2 separate regions of the Homo sapiens genome follow, and region 2 is linked to region 1. Evidence: chromatin loops called from intact Hi-C (ENCODE). Cell type or tissue: IMR-90. All regions are shown on one strand. Each heading gives the region's core, and the rest is flanking DNA. Links, peaks and the distances in the headings are about the cores only.

Region 1 (2,923 bases), core at 330-2,829:
CTGCCTATGTATATCTGAATTATCCACTTGCACCCTCTGCATTCTGGACTCCAGAATCTGTCTGACGTTCCAGATGCTAATTGCCATGGTCTAGATCTAGGCAGGACTCTGAGTTGACAATTCGACCTCGCTTCCTCCCTGCGGCATCCACAGTGTGCTCCAGCCCTAACCCAGACTCCACGTGGAGAAGCAGCCTAATGCTCTGATCTGCTGTTGAATTGTGCCATATGGTCTTTAAAAGGCTTTGTCTTTTTCTTTTTTTCCAAACAGTCAAGATGAAATTGGCTTCTGGTCAGTAACTCGCTTTCTTTCCCTCCTCTAAGGTAGAGTCGCCAAAAAGGATTTTGTTTTGTTCCATTTTGCCTGCAACGATATGGATCGCCAAATAGGACTGCAAATTATCTACATTGTTTTTATGAAGAAAAATATATTTATTTTCCTAGCACTTGGAATCGTTGCTTGCTAAGGCCAGGGAACCGATGTTGTCCCCTGATTTCTGTCCCCCTCTCACCCTAATTGGAGAGATCTGAGCACACCAGAGGATGTTTGTGGCTAAATTGGGGTATTATGAAAATAGTTCACAAAGCAAGTGGAAAGCTATATATAAAAATGATATTTACTTCTCATTTTAAATGAAGCCTAAGACAAAAGGCATATAGGTAAACACAGCTGCAACATTTTTAGGCATATAATCAAATGCAAAAATAATATTGGAAAACTATGTTAATTATTGTAATTAAATTGTGAACGGTATTGATAGAAAAATATCTTTAAAACATATAAAATCAAAATGGAGCTTATCACATTATGAGAGTTTGCTCTATTATATATGATGTGCCTAGATGGAGGTGCCATTTAGCAAACTGCCCACAACTCCCCAGCAGTAGAGTAGAGGGAAGGAAGGGCTGAGGGACCAGAAAAGAACTCTAGACCTTTGCATAAATCTTAGCCCCAATTCCATGGTCTTGGGGAATAAGTTTGCCTGACCAACGTCTGAAAAAGTTGATAGAGAAGAGTCAAAAGGGCCTAGATTTTGGAGTCAAGTTTATCTGTGTTTGAAGCATGGCCCACCCACCTCTTACCAGGGTGTTTTTAGGATCCACATCCCCAGCTACAGCAGGAGACAAGGGTCTTGAGACCTTTAGAAATCCAAATTCTACTCGGACAACATAGTTGTCCTGGGCAAAAGGAAATGTGCCATGATCCCAACATTGTTTTCCTACATTGTTACTACATGGCTATGAAGTTTTTAGCCTTACTCCTAAATGTCTGGGGGTTTAAAGAATGGTTCAGCAAACGTGGCTCCCCCTTAAAGCCCACCATGTCCCCAAAGTCTAGAAGACTCTGTCTTTGGCTGCCTTTAATCTTAGAGTTCGTTTTCCTCCTGGATACCTGTGTTCAGAAGACACTTTGGCCCCAATAGAGGTGTCTAAAGCAGTGCCTGACTCTTCTTCTGGTCTACCACGTTCCTCTTGAGGATCCTTCTGAGTGCAGAAGAAAACTGGACATCAACCAAGAGGTTAACGGGTGCCATTTCTCCTCGTTACTTTGCATCATCCAAAAAAAAAAAGAAATGCTTCTTCAAGTTTTCCAGTCAATTGCACTCACAGCAAAGGTTGGTTGAGGAGCCACTCTGGAGCCTTCCCATCTGCTGCTTCATGGAAATGTTTGTACAGGATCTGGGCTTCCTGCCGAGCCCCGTTTCCATCATAAGTCGTGTGTTTCCTGTGCATGTTCTCACTCCACACATTAACCCCCTTTTCAGTTTTCACTTAAGTCTTATCTCTCACTTGATGAGCAATTTTTTCACTGGCTGGATCATTTGCAACAGTTTCACAAATGTCTTTTTCTCATTTCTGTAGAGAGAAATTGGTGAACTTGTTCATTCCTCAGATCTCAGCCACTGCTGAATTCATTTCTCTCTTTAGTTTACTCACTTTTATATTCTGGCGAAGAAACCTACGTGCCTTAGCTTGTCTCACTTTTTCATCATTTTCATCATCTGCACTAGCAGTTGGCCTTTTTTGGGGGGAGAGATGGACAATTATTTCACAGACGAACTAAATTTTTAGTAATTGAATACAAATAGCTGCATATACAGCAAACAGAGACACTCCGAGCCACCCAGGCGTGAGTCAGCTGTCACAGTAGGGGGGCTCAGTCATGGACCCCAGCTGCAGGGGACAAGCAGGTACTTACCTTAGCAAATTATCACAGTATTTGCTAAAGGCCTGCTCAGAGCGGCAGAGCAAGATAGATCTGTTGAACTTTACACCCTGGGCACCTCCATAGCACATTGGAAGTCACGTAAGCCAATCAGCCTCCAATAACCTACCTGTCAATTGAGAATCGTGATGATAATGATGCCTGCTTCACAGTATTGTGATGATTAAATGAAATAATATTTGTAAAAAAAATGTTTGAAAAAGTGTAGATGCTCTGTTATTATTTTCTACCGTCTCACAGAAATCCCATTTAGAATATCCCTCCACTCGGCAACCTGCCAAGGTGAGTTTGTAGTTTAAGGGTGATACGGTTTGGCTGTGTCCCTACCCACTTCTCATCTTGAATTGTATTTCCCATGATCCCCACATGTTGTGGGAGGGACTCAGTGGGAGGTAATTTAATCATGGGGGTGGTTACCCTCACGCTCTTCTTGTGATAGTAAGTGAGTTCTCACAAGATCTGATGGGTTTATAATGGGCTTTTCCCTGCTTCACTCAGCACTTCTCCCTCATGACACCATGTGAAGAAGGATGTGTTTGCTTTTCCTTCCACCGTGATTGTAAGTTTCCTGAGGCCTCCTCAGCACTGTGGAACTGTGAGTCAGTTAAACCTTTTCTTTATAAATTACCCAGACTTGGGTACGTCTTTATTGGCAGCTTGAGAATGGACCAGTAAAAAAGGCTAGAACTGAATCTAT
Region 2 (2,923 bases), core at 302-2,801, 180 kb before region 1:
AAATCAAACTGTTTCACATTTCCAGGCTCTCTAGCTGGCAAAAGACTCTCAAAATAAGAAATGGCCTCAGGGTAAAGAGTAAATCAAGGATATGTTCATAAGATCCTTTGTTAAGACCCTGAAAAGACCTCTGCTTAGAAGACTCCTTCAGCTAGAGAAAAACCCTTCTAAGACTCTTAAAAGCGTTATTTCACTGCAGCTGTACATATGGCCTATGGTTCTCCAAAAAAGAATCATGGGTGTGGTTTTTGGGACATGGAGTGAATCACAATCAGATTTATAAAATGCCCACAAACTTTTTAAAGGAGTTGTGTAAGTTTGGAATAAAAGAGGTAGAAATCACTCAAAAAATAAAGATGCTCTCGAGCTCTCAACTTTCTGCAGGAAACAAGGAGGCTCTTCAGGTGAAAATATGACCTATTTTATATAGGAAGAAATACATGTTTCAGAGGTAAGAATCCCAGAGGATTTCTTTAAGAAACATGGGAAACCATTAACCACAGAACTACTTCCAAGGGACAGAACTGAGCCTAATAAAGAAAAATTTTCTGTGCCCAGACACAGGTTCCTTACAATATGTGATCAGCTGGATTTCAGAAATGCTATGGACCAGTGACCTCTATGTTCTTCTTGTTCCTCCTCCTTTTTAATAGGGATGTCTATTGCACATGTCCTGCCCTTGTCTCATCATCATGTATAGATGTGTAGAAGGCAGATAGCATGTTTTTTCAATTCATGCATCTCTGAATCAAAGAGAGAAGCATCTACAGAGCCTAACCCACACCTGGGGCTAATGTAGATAATAAGATCAGTGGACTTTAAGCTCAATGTTGTGGTTTGATGAGTTTTTAGGGGTCATGAGTATGTTTTCCATATGAAGGAACATGTACCGTTGGGGCCAGAGGCTAGATTATTGCAGATTGTTACACTAAAGATGCCAGGTGAATCGCATCTCCCAGTACCCATGCACATGTATAATCATCTCTCAAACTGATGCCGGGTTTGGCCATGGATGTTGTTCTGGCCAATGAGGCATCAGCAAATGTGATACAAGTAAATGATTAAAAAACTGGTATTGTGCTTGGGGTCTTGCCTTTCTGGAGCACTGGTGACTGCATGTGAAAGAGGCCCAGCCCAGACAAGTCCCCTCAGGGATGAAGCATCACAAGCAGAGAAAGACTCAGCCATCTCACCCTCCTAGTTGAGCTCAGTTCAGCTGGGTGTGTCATGTTAGATAGCACATGTGAATCCATCCAGAAAACTGACAACCAACCCAGAGAATTATAAGAGGTAATAAATCATTGTTTTAACAATGGACTGGATAAAGAAAATGTGGTACATATACACCATGGAATGCTGTGCAGCCATAAAAAAGAACAAGATCATGTCCTTTGCAGGGACATGAATGGATATGGAGGCTTTAGCAAACTAACAGAGGAACAGAAATCCAAATACCATATTTTCTCACTTATAAGTGGAAGCTAAGTGATGAAAACATACAGGTAGATAGAGGGGAACAACACACTGAGGCCTTTTGGAGGGTGGAGGGTGGAAGATGAAGGGTGGGAGGAGGTAGAGGATCAGGAAAAATAACTAAAGAGTACTAGGTTTAATACTTGGATAATGAAATAATCTACTCAACAAATCCCCATGACACAAGTTTCCCTATGTAAAACCTGTACTTGTACCCCTGAACTGAAAATAAAATTTAAAAAAATCATTGTTTTACACACTAAGATCTGAGATGATTTGCTACTTAGCAAGAAGTAATAGAAACAAGAGTTTTTCAACAGCAACAGAAGAATCTAGAAAAAAAGAGCAGCATCTTTAACATTATAATAGGAAAAATTATTTTTCACCTGCAACGTTATTTGCACTCAAACCATCAATTAAGTGAAAGAATATAATGATGCCTTCAGATAAACAAGTTCTCAAAATTTTTCTTCCCATGAAATCTTTGATGGAACATGGACTACAATAAATAAGGAACTAAACCAAGAAAGAGGAAAGGATGGATTACAGTGAAGAAAATCAAAATGTTTCACCCCAAAATAGGCTTCTGTGACATATTTTGAGATGGGTGTTGAAAGAGCCGGCAACCAGAATCAGCCCCAAAAATCTGTCTTTCGGGAGGAAACTTGCATCTGTGGAGAATCTGCATCAGTGCAGTCAGGTCTGACCCAAAAAACAGAAATTCTGAAAGGGGTGGAGGACAAAATCTTTAACTTTATCAAATAATTTACAGCACATCCAGGCTAAGGAGAACACACTGCAGGGCACAGAAGCTTCAGTCCTAGTTCATGAAATTACAGAGCTGGAGGATTCCGATGAGCAACAAGGGAGGTAGATTCTGAGCATGGGCTGAGGATGTTCCTGCACACAGCCTGTAGCAGGATGCCTGAAATTATAGATTGAACAGAATTTATGTAAGTAAAACAAATTCTATACCATGAGATTTTGAAGAAAGGGATAATTAAAATTTAACTGCTGGAGAAGGAAGACAAGTAGTCTTGAAACCATGGAGCGCGGGGGAAGTAAAGAGAAAAAAAGACCAAGAATGCTAGAAAAAGAGAACAATAAAGAATTATCCACGAGGCCAGAGTCCAGGTGAAGGGCCCATGGAGGACAGCAACAGCTGCCACTCAGAGCTCTCTCTCTGTTTTCAGTCTCTATTACAAAATGAGATCATTTCGATTAAATAAGTGTATGTGACATAATCATGTGCTACCACCCCTTCATTTTCTAAATTGCCGTCCCCAGGACAGAGGTCAGAGAACAGAAAGAACATCTGCTACCAAATAAATCAGAGAAACTCTGGTTCATTGCTCCTGCATCTGTGAAAATTTGCACTGGTTTCTGCTATCTCATCTTGGGAAGAACAGTTTACCTGGTTCCCTGGAAATGTTGGCCAACCTCTCAGGTG

Evidence for each region. Hi-C counts contacts between places; a loop is a spot of excess contacts. Peaks named below come from ENCODE experiments on the same cell type or tissue, not always from the same donor. Only the 100,000 strongest peaks of a DNase experiment are listed, where the experiment ranks them.
Region 2: it touches region 1 in a loop (2.0-fold over the local background); 1 of 110 quality-filtered maps calls a loop at or near these places.

Annotation. Positions count from the first base shown.
Region 1 is chr2:7,929,277-7,932,199 of GRCh38, forward strand. All of the region lies in intron 2 of LINC00298 (long intergenic non-protein coding RNA 298), which reads right to left. Among named protein-coding and RNA genes, the nearest start is that of LINC00298, 46 kb to the right of the region's middle. In IMR-90, for the core only: no CTCF peak of the experiment used is centred there; a DNase peak (open chromatin) is centred at 1,695.
Region 2 is chr2:7,753,384-7,756,306 of GRCh38, forward strand. No RefSeq gene overlaps it. Among named protein-coding and RNA genes, the nearest start is that of LINC01871, 29 kb to the left of the region's middle. In IMR-90, for the core only: no CTCF peak of the experiment used is centred there; no DNase peak of the experiment used is centred there.